Regions from separate parts of the Homo sapiens genome. Here region 2 is linked to region 1. A link is a contact called in ENCODE Hi-C or POLR2A ChIA-PET data. All regions are on one chromosome and are shown on one strand. The core of a region is the stretch at or near the end of the contact, and the rest is flanking DNA. Distances in the headings are between cores, read along the strand shown. Region 1 overlaps IGF2BP3 (insulin like growth factor 2 mRNA binding protein 3). Region 2 overlaps IGF2BP3 (insulin like growth factor 2 mRNA binding protein 3).

What was found. Hi-C counts contacts between places; a loop is a spot of excess contacts on that map. ChIA-PET counts read pairs that join two places held with the same protein, here RNA polymerase II (POLR2A). Pooled maps may share reads with other maps.
Region 2: a map of endothelial cell of umbilical vein shows a loop between it and region 1 (5-fold over the local background). The contact joins two enhancer-like sites. A Hi-C loop is called at or near these places in 2 of 168 maps with a recorded cell type or tissue (Calu3 and endothelial cell of umbilical vein), 3 of 37 single-sample maps with no recorded cell type and 12 of 50 pooled maps. POLR2A ChIA-PET finds 5 or more read pairs at or near these places in 6 of 52 experiments (AG04450, HepG2, MCF 10A and 3 more).

What each region holds. Positions count from the first base shown.
Region 1 is chr7:23,370,499-23,376,879 of GRCh38, reverse strand. The region is part of intron 3 of IGF2BP3 (insulin like growth factor 2 mRNA binding protein 3); the gene reads left to right. Among named protein-coding and RNA genes, the nearest start is that of SNORD65C, 23 kb to the left of the region's middle. Within about 2 kb of position 3,544, at least 4 of the 41 ENCODE cell types and tissues checked have a DNase peak (open chromatin) inside an H3K27ac peak, as active enhancers do; they include endothelial cell of umbilical vein, where a contact is called at or near this core.
Region 2 is chr7:23,332,322-23,338,702 of GRCh38, reverse strand. All of the region lies in intron 10 of IGF2BP3 (insulin like growth factor 2 mRNA binding protein 3), which reads left to right. Among named protein-coding and RNA genes, the nearest start is that of MALSU1, 36 kb to the right of the region's middle. RefSeq lists a silencer at 2,739-3,033. Within about 2 kb of position 4,067, at least 14 of the 41 ENCODE cell types and tissues checked have a DNase peak (open chromatin) inside an H3K27ac peak, as active enhancers do; they include endothelial cell of umbilical vein, where a contact is called at or near this core.

The DNA.
Region 1 (6,381 bases), core at 2,295-4,794:
TTTTATTTAGTTAGTTAATTTTGGTCTTTGAGACAGGTTTCGCTGTGTTGCCCACGCTGATCTTGGCTCATTGCAGCCTCCGCCTTCTGGGCCAAGCCAACCTCCTGCCTCAGCCTGTCGTGTAGCTGGGACTACAGGCATGCACCACCATTCCCAGGTAATTTTTTGTATTTTTTGTAGAGATGGGGTCTTGCCATGTTGCCCAAAATGGTCTTGAATTGCTGGACTCAAGCGATCCGCCTGCCTCGGGCCTCCCAAAGTGTTGGGATTATAGGTGTGAGCCACCGTGCCCAGCCTCAAGGCTTTTTCTTTCTTTCTTTCTTTTTTTTTTTTTTTTTTCTTTGGGAGATGGAGCCTTACTCTGTTGCCCAGGCTAAAGTGCAGTGGTGTGATCTTGGCTCACTGCAAGTTTTGCTTTCCCGGTTCAAGCCATTCTCCTGCCTCAGCCACCCGAGTAGCTGGGATTACAGGTGCCCGCCACCATGCCCGGCTAATTTTTGTATTTTTAGTAGAGATAGGGTCTCCAAACTCCGGACCTCAGGTGATCCGCCTGCCTTGGCCTCTCAAAGTGCTGGGATTACAGGCGTGAGCCACCGCGCCTGGCCTCAAGGCTTTTTTTAATTGCTAAATTTATTTTGAGAAATATCTCAAGTAACACTCCTCCCAGCAGAGTTTAAGACTTCTTCCAGTGATCCCTTGTTAGTGCTGTATGTTGATGTTAGCATCTGTTAGCTGTGATTCCTTTGCCCTTTTGCAAGTGGAGCTGCTGTGTTTTCCCAAAATTATTTGTGTATTTTAAAGTCAGTTTTACCAAATCATGTGTTTTCATGTAGTGTGGTATTCTTAACTGCACCTATTGATGGGATGTTGAGAACTGCTCATGCTAAATTCAATTCTATAGCATAAGTCGGTAGTGAGAGATTGAGTTTTCTTTTTTCCCTTTATTGAACTAGTTTAGGAATTTTATTATAAGGCCCCATAGAGCCAGAAGGATAACTGCTGCACACCTGAAGGACTAATTCTTGTAGGAAACATTCCTATCATTATTGACTTTGGAATCTACCTCTTCTCCTCCTCCAGTTGCTTTTATTCTTACTTTTAAACTAAGCTTTAAATAGGGGTAGTGGGTAAAATGCCAGCATCTGGGATGGTCTGCTACTGCTTTTGGAGACCATACAATCGTGGACATTTATCACCTCATTTAGAAAATTCACTTCTTATTCTGTGATTTTACCAGAATTATGTTTGGAGTTGTAATCAGGCTTTGTTCTGAACTGCTGTCTTTCCCTTTTTCTCTAGTAATTTATAGCTGTTTGGAGTGGTATTCCTGCCTTTCTGCTAAAGGAGTAAGCTAGTTACTAAAACTGGTGTTTGCTTCTAGGATTCTCTAGCCTTTGCATTTTGTTTTAGCGGCGAAAAGCCTAGAAGGGGGCCTGGGCAGTCAGTGCTGTCCTAGTTCTTTGCTTGACTCCCCCAGACTGTGTGGCATGTTGGGGGACCCTATGCCTGAAGGGGGTGGAATGAAAGAAAGATAGCAGATCAATAGCTGGGACTCCCACCTATTGAATTCCATGTGGCAGTTCCAAAGGTTTGCATTTACCAACACGGATGGATCACCAAGATGACAGATTGGGGTGGTGGGGGAGGGTAGCAAGATAAGGAATGTCATACTTAAGCAAGTTACTTAAAATCGACCTCAGTTTATTCATATATGAAATGGGGATAATTGCTACATTCTGAGGCATAAATAAGATGGATTATATAAAATGTTTAAAACAGTATTTGACACTCTAGTGTGAAAATTTAAAACTCAACAAATATTGCTCTTTGGGTATATATGTGAATATATGAGCATATACACATACCTTTTTAAAAATTGAGAAATTCACATAATATAAAATTGTTGCGGGAAGTCAGGGACCCTGAACGGGGGGACCGGCTGAAGCCTTGGCAGAAGAACATAAACTGTGAAGATTTCATGGACATTTATCACGGAACCTGCCGACATGTGATGTCTCCCCCAGACACCTAGCTTTAAAATTTCTCTCTTTTGTACTCTGTCCCTTTATTTCTCAGACCGGCCGACACTTAGGGAATATAGAAAAGAACCTATGTGAAATATCGGGGGTGAATTTCCCCCGATATCAAATCATTTTCTTTTTATACTTTTACTTATTTATCATCATCATCATCGTCACTATTGGAGACAGAGTCTCACTCTGTCACCCAGGGTGGAGTGCAGTGGCGTCATCATAGCTCACTGCATCCTCCTAACTCTGGGTTCAAGCAGTCCTACCACCCCAGCCTCCCGAGTAGCTGGGAGTACAGGCACTCACCACCACATCTGGCTAATTATTTTTATTTTTGTAGAGATGGGGTCTTTCCTATGTTGCCCAGGCTGGTCTCAAACTCTTGGCCTCAATTGATCCCTTGCTTCAAGTGATAACTTGGCCTCCCAAAGAGCTGGGATTATGGATTTGAGCCACCATGCCCAGCCTCTACTATACTATTTTTATATAAGGGACTTGAGCATCTGTGAATTTTGGTATCCAAGGTAGGGGGTTGCTGAAACCAATCCCTCACAGATACCGAGGGATGACTGTTTATATGTACCATGTTTTGTTTTATCCATTCATTAGTCAGAGGATGCTTGGGTTGCTTTCACCTTTCAATTATTGGCTATTTTGAATAATGCTCCCATGAACATGGGTGTAGAAGTACTTCTTTGAGTCCCTGTGTTCAGTTCTTTTGGACGTATACTCGGTTAGTGCATTTGTGTTGCTGTAAAGGAATACCTGAGGCTGGGTACCTTGTAAAGAAAATAGGTTTATTTGGCTCACAGTTCCTCAGGCTATACCAGCATGGCTCCAGCATCTGCTCAGCTTCTGGCAAGGCCCAGAAAGCATTTACTCATGGTGAAAGGTAGAGGGGAGTGGGCATGTCACATGGCATGAGAGGGAGCAAGAGAGAAAAGGAAGTTCCAGCCTCTTTTAAAACAACCAGATCTCATGTGAGCTCACAGAGCAATAAATCACTTGTTACCTCAAGGATGGCACCAAGCCATTTATGAAGGGTCTGCCCCCATGACCCTAACACCTCCCACCTGGCCCCATCCCCAACACTGGGGATCGCATTTCAGCATGAGATTCGAAGAAGACACAATGTTCAAACCATATCAATACCCAGAAGTGGAATTGCTGGATCATATGGTAGGTCTATTTTTAATTTTTTTTGAGGAACTGCTGTACTGTTTTTCATAGCAGCTGCACCATTTTATCCAGCAATGTATGAGGGTTTTGATTTTTCCACATCTGTGTCAACACTCATTATTTTCCTTTGTTTTTCTTTTTATGATGCCCCTTGAATCATATTTTCCTTCTTTTTAAAAAATTATGGCCATTCTAATGGAGGTGAAGTGGTATCTCCTTGTGGTTTTGATTTACATTTCCCTAATGACTAATGGTGCAGAGCGTCTTTTCGTGTGACACACACACTTCTAAAAACACCTGGAGAGACCCCACCAAAGCGACAGTGGTTTCTTCTAGGGGTTGGGGGAAGTCCCTGTTTTGAAAGCAGGTGGTTCAAAAACCACCTAACATTGAACTATTTTGAATGTTTTTATGAGCATTTCTGTGAGTAAAATGTAGCACAAGTTAATGCTGGCTAGTACCTTCTTCTGACTAAGATGTATAGAAGTATCGTATTTAGTACTTGGAACATGAGCAAGGGGATACATGGGAGTTAATAAAGCTCTTAACCTGCCTATGGACAGATTTGATTTTCTAGTGCAGGTAATGGCCGAGTAAGGATTGAACTGGTTTCCGTCGGTGTATTTATATTTTATTTAAATTGCATAGGGAAATGAGGCAACTTATTAGACCAAGTGATTAAGAGTATGGGCTCTGGAATCTGTGAGCTGGAGTTTGAATCATTTCTCCAGCATTTATCTGTCCAAGTTCTGACACTGTGAACTTTTCTGTGCTGCAGCTTGCCCATCTATAACATGGAATAATGTTGCCTCATGGGATTGTGTGGATTTGAGTTAAAGTAGATAAAGCATTTGGGACAATGCTGCTGCCAGAAAGCACTCAAATGTTAGCAGCCCTGATTCATGACTGAACGAAGGCTGGTGTGGTTGGAGAGAAGAGAATGGCCTTAAAGGATGAGTGGAACACGGCCTTCAGGGCACTTGTTAGGGATCTCTTAGAGTTTATAGTAGGGTGTGACTTGTTCTGCTCGGCTTTTAAAATCAGTCTAGTTCCGTATTATTCTAAGTGAAGTAACTCAGGAATGGAAAAACCAAACGTCGTATGCTCTCACTCATAAGTGGGAGTTAAGTTATGAGGATGTGAAGGCATAAGAATGATACAATGGACTTTGGGTACTCGGCGGAAAGGGTGGGAGGAGGGTGAGGTATAAAAGAGTACATGTTGGGTACAGTATACACTACCTGGGTGATGGGTGCACCAAAATCTCAGAAATCACCACTAAAGAACTTATTCACGTAAGCCAGACACAGTGGCTCACACCTGTAATCCCAGCACTTTGGGAGGCCAGGGGGGGCAGATCACGAGGTCAGGAGTTTGAGGCCAGCCTGGCCAACATAGTGAAACCCCATCTCTACTAAAAATACAAAAATCAGCCGGGGGTGGAGGCACGTGCCTGTAGTCCCAGCTACTTGGGAGGCTGAGGCAGAAGAATCGCTTGAACCCCGGGTGGCGGAGGTTGCGGTGAGCCAAGATCGTGCCACTGCACTCCAGCCTGGGTGACAGAGTGAGACTCCATCTCAAAAAAGAAAAAAAAAAAACTTATTCATGTAACCAAATACCACCTATTCTCCAAAAACCTATTGAAATAAAAAATAAATTAAAAATAAAAATCAGTCTAGCTCAGCATTGCCAAAGAGAAACATAACGTAAGCCCCTTAAGCTCTGGATTCGGTTTTTCCACTGTGACTTCAGTGTGGCTGGATTGTTGGACTGTTCTCTCTCAGAGAGTCCAGTGTGGCCGGATAACTTGGACTGTTCTCTCTCAGAGGCTCTGATCACATGACTCCTAGGAGTCCTAAAGCATCATCTCCTCCCCATGTTAGAGGATCTAACTTGTGAACATTGAAAGTGGCTAGAAAGTTGGGACGCTTTGCTCCGTGTGGTATGATGGAGGCTGAGCTTCCCTCTGGGGCTTTTCGATGATAAAGGGGATATGCAGCATGGTTTACAATCTTATTAATGGTCTGGTCTGTGGTGCTGGCTTTCTTAACTTGACAGTCATTTTCACACCAGTGTGAGGAATGGTTTGAGTGTTATCCAAGTAATTACGGTGCTAACATTTTAGAGAAATATACATTAAGGTGGATATTTCTTTATTTTGTTTTAGAATTATATATCAATATTTAACTGGAAATGATTATTTGGAACCTGCAATACAGATTGTTCTTCATTTTGTAATATAGCCATTTCTCACAAATAGATGTAAAAGAACAGTTCCTGAGATGATCTTGCCCATGACAGATAAGTAGTTCCTGTTTGTATAAACTGTGCTGAGCTGTTTGAAGGATGTTCCCTTCATCTCCATATCCCTAGCGCTAAGGGTGATTCTGTGGAGACTTTTTGCCTCTCTTGTTGCAATGAGTAGTAGTCAAGGTGACTCCTTTCTAGAAACCCCTCCCCAATGACTGACATTGGCTTTGGTGCTTGGAAGGGTGTGTGTGTGTGTGTGTGTGTGTTGGCAAGGTGTTTGTTGGGGCAAGTAAGCATTAAATATCCCGCTTTGCATTTTATTAATACTTTAATCTCACTGTGATTTTTGTAATGCTTGTTCCACTTCTATATCTTTTGTATAAATTCCTGACAAATACCTGTTTGCTTATATTATTATGGACTTTTAAAGACACCTAGAACTGGCTGGGCGCAGTGACTCACGCCTGTAATCCCAGCATTTTGGGAGGCCGAGGTGGGCACATCACTTGAGGTCAGGAGTTCGAGACCAGCCTGGCCAACATGGCAAAACTCTGTCTCTACTAAAAATACAAAAAATTAGCTGGGCGTGGTGGCACACGCCTGTAATCCCAGCTTCTCGGGAGGCTGAGGTGGTAGAATGGCTTGAGCCCAGGAAGTGGAGGTTGCAGTGAGCTGAGATCACACTGCTGCACACCAGCCTGGGTGACAGAGCAAGACTCTGTCTTAAAAAAAAAAAACAAAAAAACCAAAAAACCTAGAACTAGCTTCCTTTGCCCTGTAGAACAAAAAAATAGTGTGACTCCTTTTTAACCTTTTATTGTTCATCACAGATCCTGAGCAGTGAGTTCAAAGGTAAGACATGGCCCCTTCCCTTATGAGGTTTATGGGATAGTGCAGCTCTGTGTTAGAGCCACATTGAAGG
Region 2 (6,381 bases), core at 2,818-5,317, 39 kb after region 1:
GTGAGGCAAAGGTATCAATTTTGAAAGCTCCCGAGATGACTCCAATGTGTAGCCAAGGCTAACAACAACTGTTTGATTAGTTAAGAACTTGTGTCCCACTTAAATAAATAAAAATCTCAGTGGGAGCAGGTGGAAGCTCAAAAATGTGTAGTTTCATAAAGGTCATCAGGAGTTTTATGCTACCCGTTTATTGTCAGGAACTGTTCTTTTCAAGAGATGGGGACTCACTATGTTGCCCAGGCTGGAATTGAACTCCTGGGTGCAAGTGATCCTCCCACCTCTGACTCCCAAGTAGCTGGGACTACAGGCACACACCATCACGCCCAGCTAAGAACTTCTGTTCTACAAAGAATGTTTACTAGTCTTTGGAGGGGCGCTTCAATGTTGAAAAGAACAGTTTCTATCAGTACCAATTGCAAGGGAGAAAAAGTTCAGGATAAGCACAAATACATACTAGTTGTGTATATCCCTTTTTCTACCTTGTTCTATGCTTTGAAGAGTGAAAAAAAACTCACCTCTTTCTCTCTGGACCACCTGCCATCCCAACTCGTAGGAAATATCATGCCAAAAACCTCTGTGGGATGTTGCCGTTATGTCTGTTTTTACCCTTCTAACTCTATTTTGGCATACTACATGTATCAGGATTAGGTTTGGGTATGTATTGTTACTAGAAAAAAAAATGGCTTAAATTCGTTTTCCTTTTTCATGAGAAGAGTTCAAGGGTAGACAATCCAAGGCTGGAAGTGGTTCCACCATATCCTTCAGGACTGGTGCTTCTATCTGCCTTGTGTGCCATTCCCTGGCCCAGGATAACTGCTCAAGCTCCAACTATTGGGTCTGTTTCCAGCCAACAAGAAGGATAAAGGATTGCTGGATGTGGTGACAGACACCTGTAGTCCCAGCTACTGGGGAGGCGGAGGTGGGAGGATTGCTTGAGCCCAGGAATTTCAGTCCAGCCTGGGCAATGTGGTGAGACCTCATTTCAAACTGAAAAAAGGATAAAGGATCAAAATTGGCAGCATCCTTATTTAAGGACACTGCCTGAGGATAGCTTTTCATACTTCTGTTTGCCTCATGTTGGCCAGAACATACCACTGGCTGTGTCTAGCTGCAAGAGAAGCTGGGAGACAATCCCTGTGTGAGGGCAGCAATGTGCCCATTAAACACAGGATCTGTTACTAAAGGAAAATACATGTTGGGGACAGCTATTTGTCTGCTTCACTGGATTTGGCACTATTGCCTGTTAAAGGAGCCTCCCAGAGCCTGGAAGAGAGGAAGCAAGCTTTTAAGTTCTCTCAAAAAGCAGAATCTAAATTCTGGAGGAGAAAATTCCATATTCCAGATTCCCATTCCTGTGGTTATTTTCATCTAAATAAAGAGAAAACACCATTATTCAGAAAATCATATTGTCCCTGGATACAATTAGAGTAAATTCTACTTTCAAACAGCTGCTAGGCAATTTTCTGGCTTAATGTTCAGGGGAACAATTCTTTAACAAGTGTTGTTTGAGTATATAACTTCAAGTTGCAGGGGGTGGGGGGTGGTTGCAAGTACTCAGTTGGAATAGCTTTGCCTTCACTATTTTTAGACTTTGTTCTTTTTCTAAACCGAAATCACTAATACTTAACTATTTTGTGTACCTAGTGGTCACCACTTTTTGAAATACAAATAAACTATTGTTTTTAAAGGCAGTAAATTTCCCAAAGCTTTACCAGTTTCTTTGCTTATCATTGCTTCTTTTTTTTTTTTCTTTTGGAGACAGAGTCTTGCCCTGTCACCCAGGGTGGAGTGTGGTGGCGCAATCTCGGTTCACTGCAAACTCCGCATCCTGGGTTCAAGTGATTCTCATACCTCAGCCTCCCGAGTAGCTGGGATTACAAGTGCGCAGCACCATGCCTGGTTAATTTTTGTATTTTTATTAGAGACAGGGTTTTACCATGTTTGCCAGGCTGGTCTCGAATTCCTGACCTCAAGTGATCCACCCATCTCGGCCTCCCAAAGTGCTGGGATTACAGACGTGAGCCACTGCAGCCGGCCTATTCTTTAGCAAGAAAAATGAAGCCAAAAAGAAGCAATGATAACAACCAGGCGTTGCGATGAGCCGAGGAGGTGGAGGTTGCAATGAGCCGAGATCGTGCCACTGCACTCCCGCCTGGGTGACTAAGCAAGACTCTGTCTCAAAAAAAAAGAAGAGAAAAAAAGAACATACTGTTTTATGTTTGTGAGGGTCTATGATGTTATTTAAAAAAAAAAAAAAATGGTTTAGAAAGTTAAAGATGGACGGGCATTTTGCTCTCAGCACTTTTAAACTGTTCCTGAACTGCATTCTGGTATCTATACTTGCTGATGAGAAGCTTGCTGTTCCTTTGAAGCTATCACAGATTACGTACTAAGATCGTGTTTATCCTTGATGTCTTGTAGGTTAACAGTGAACTTCTGCTTTTATTTTAAATGTATATTGCCTGTCAAGAAGTAGGTTTTGATGGCTAAATGTTTCAAATAATTTTTTTTTTTTAATATATACTACTTCCTTTTTCTTTTAGAATTGTTGCATTTCTCTACTCATGTTTTCTCATTCCTGCTTTGTAGCATGAAAGTAGAAATGATGCATCTCTTCTTTGGATAAATCCCTTGCCTCTATTCCATTCTAGAACTTTGCCTACTAGTTCCCCCACAATATTCTCTTCTTCCCAGAACTTGCCAGGTTGAGTCTCCCCAGAGCCAAAGAGTTGGTTCTTCCAACAGACAAAAAGTCTCTAGTTCCTGCCTAGCAGCTGGCTCGTACAGTACTTAACTGGCAAACTTCGAGTTTATAAATGACAGGAAACGCGCCTTTCAGAAATGCTCAAACAGTAGGGAAGAAGGAATTGGCAGCTAGTGAAGCAGAGCAAGAGCTGGAATTGGCATAGTGCGTGTCGCCTTAGCTGGATGGTCTTGGCAGCATACAGTTGGATTGGCAGAAGTAATCCCAAGGGCTGCTGGCTTCAGTTTTGATAGCCTCTTTGGAGTCTTCTCAGAAGTCTCCAAAATGATAGTGTAATCTTAAAATGGCTAGCTTTCTGCTTATGAAAGAGGCAAGAGAGATTAGCACTTTTTTAGGCTTAAGGTACTCTTTAAGAAACAAAGGGCCAGGCGCGGTGGTTTATGCCTGTAATCCCAGCACTTTGGGAGGCCAAGGTAAGAGGATTGCTTGAGATCAGGCTGGGCAACATAGGGAGAACTCTGTCTCTACAAAAAAAAAAAAACTTTTTTAGATTAGCCGGGGGTGGTGGCCTTTGCCTATCCCAGCTACTTGGAAGGCTAAAGTAGGAAGATCACCTGAGCCCAGGGAGGTCAAGGCTGCAGTGATCCGTGATTGAGCCACTGCACTCCAGCCTGGGTGACAGAGTGAGACCTTGTCCAAAAAAAAAAAAATTATGAGTTGGAAGGAATTTTTTAAATCAGATGAGTGTTTCAGGGAGTCTCTTAGTCTTCCTCCTTAAGATTTCTCACAGTGGGTGCAACTCTTTTGTTGGTAAACAATTTCTAAGTAAGTAACTCACTGTGCACATTTATTATCTCTGAGAAGCCTTGGTTATCTAGTTATGGTGAAAAACTTTCTTTGCCTTTTTTTTTTTTTTTTTTTTTTTAATGTTAAAGACTTCAATATTTTGTTCAGGTCATGGAGTTGAGTAAACTTAGTTTCAGTTCCAGACCAAAATCCATTTAAAAACAACAACAAAAAAACCCAGGAGTATCTATTTTACAAGCCAAAGGGAAACCGTGGCATCCTTCCAGGTACCTGGAGGCTGATCATGTTGGCTGACATGCATGTCTCCATGCCTTTGTGATGTCTTAGATTTTGTCCCCCACAAAGTAAATACACTTAACCTTACTGTTTGCTCATACTTGTATGTCTTCACGATAGATGATTAGGAATTACTCATTGGCAGACTTCACCAGTTATGCAAACTTTCAGTTGAGCAGCTTTGTTCTTCTGTTATTTCAAGCCGTAGTTGAGAGTCTGCCAAGAAGTCCAAAGGAAGTTTTGCCGATAGGCATCTGGCACAAATCCATTGGGAAGCAGCTTATGTCCTGTGAACATCCTTCAGTCCCAAAGAATGTATCCAAGAAAAGGTTCAGACAATGCAACTAGACCTTAACTTAAATGGAAGGAATGTGTAACAAGACTGGGTAACGCTAATGGGCCTTTTCCAACCTAGGTCTCATAGACTTAAATTCAGGTGAAAAAGGCTTATAACTTTTGCTCTGCCTGCTGAGTTTTGCAAGTAAAAATTTAAATTATCTGCCTATTTGGGGTGTCCAAATCCTGACACAGGCTTGTTCTAGCATAGGCTTATTTTAGTCTCGATTTCTTTTCTTTTTTATTTTTTGAGACAGAGTCTCGCTCTGTTGCCCAGGCTCTGGAGTGCAGTGTCATGATCTTGGCTCACTGTAACCTCCACCTCCCAGATTCGAGCGATTCTCCTGCCTCAGCCTCCTGAGTAGCTGGAATTACAGTCACGTGCCCAGCTAATTTTTGTACTTTTAGTAGAGATGGGGTTTCATCATATCAGCCCAGCTGGTCTCGAACTCCTGACCTCAAGGGATCCGCCCGCCTCAGCCTTCCAAAGTGCTGGGAGTACAGGCGTGAACCACAGCACCCGGCTCATGGCTTATTCTGAATCCCATATAAGAATGAAGTGTACCAGAGAGCCAATTTAATGATTGGCAAAAGTTGACAGCATATTTATGTGAGCTGCCTTACATTCCCAGAGGAAAATTTTCTTGAAAAGTAATCTTTGGTTAAGAAGATGCTTCATGGATAGGAAATTGGAGCAAAGGGAATTGGACGACGTTCAGAAATGTCTTCACCAAGCCTCAGACATCTGATGAGTCAACTTTTCTTCAAGACATGATTGCCAACAGCACACATCATTGTCTGTCATTCTAGGGCAGCATCTCCTGGTGTGGAAAAACACTTAGTTTGCTTCTAACTCTGCTGCTTCTATTTGACAAGTTCTGTTGCTTCTGTTTTCATTCCAGGATAGGACATTTTAAAGTCTACACATTGATTCTTCATGTATGTGCCCTTTTTTTCTGTTACATTTTGGTCCTTTTGACCCTTATCTACTGGCCACTATTCCTTTTCCAAAGCTTCACACAACATTTCTCTTAAGTTTATGCTTAAGCTTCATTTTGGGTTTGTTATTTCTCATCAGCAAAACAAGAACATGGACAGCCCTTCATCACTATGTCAGAAAGATAACTTTGTTTTTGTTTCTCACAACAGCAGCCTTGGACGTGTTCCAGGCTAAGACACATGCATGTTCGGGCCAGGCTTTCACTCTGAGGAGGATGCTGCTACATTAGTGTTCTCTGGGGATATTTAGGAATTGCTCTCTGAAACCAGTACCAGGAATAGTCATTTTTTAATAAGTAAATGAATAGTTTTTCTCTCATAGTCATGGGAAATCATGCAACTAACTTTTTAAAAAATTAGCTGCGAGGAAGCTTAAAGCCAGATTTGTATAACAGCATTTTTGGCTTCATCTTATCTTGAGTGTTCAGTTCCCTATGCTCTTATTTCTTCACCTCCTTTGTTTTATCTTTACAGATTATGTGTATTTTATAAGCAGCATAAAATTCTTTTTGGAACAAAGCCCAGGAAACAAATAATTACACAGTCATGACAAAATACTGTGGGGTAAATCTGGGAAAGTTACACATTAGGTTTAGTTTGACCATTGAAAAGGTCTTTATCACCACCAGCTTCCCCCAAGTATATTGTTCAGAAGAACATAATACGGACATTCTTAGTGAGATAAAATATTTAGATCCCACCCTTAATTTTTTTTAAAATGGTCAAGATTAACTTAATGGTCTTGATACAAGGACCAGAATGATGAAGTAATGCTAACATTGAGCACAGTTGATAGTCAGTGTTGGCATTAATTCACTTGGTCTATCCAGTTATAAAATAAAAAAGGCCATAAAGGGATAAATGACACATGGTAATTGTGTGACACACTGGGGGCTGTGAGTTATATAGTATCTTCCAAAGAGAGATGCTGTTCTTCTGACTTAAATAGTGAAGAATGAAATAATTTTATTTTGTGTTCTTTGTTGGTGAAGAGAAACAGAAGTGATCTGGCCAAGCTGTGCAGGACAGGCCCCTAACACAAATCTCCACATAATAGTTTAGTAGGAAGGCAAGTCTTCTTCTGATGTATGTGTTCTAAAAATGCTGAATAGCCAGAAGGGAGATTTCATTTAGCTAACAGCTATATTAATACTTGCAGTGTGTTACATTATCCTAGAAAACATGGAGTATGCCAGAGAACTTTGCCAAGTTGTAAACAATATGGTACAAATTTAGTACATCTGTTTATACAGGTGCTG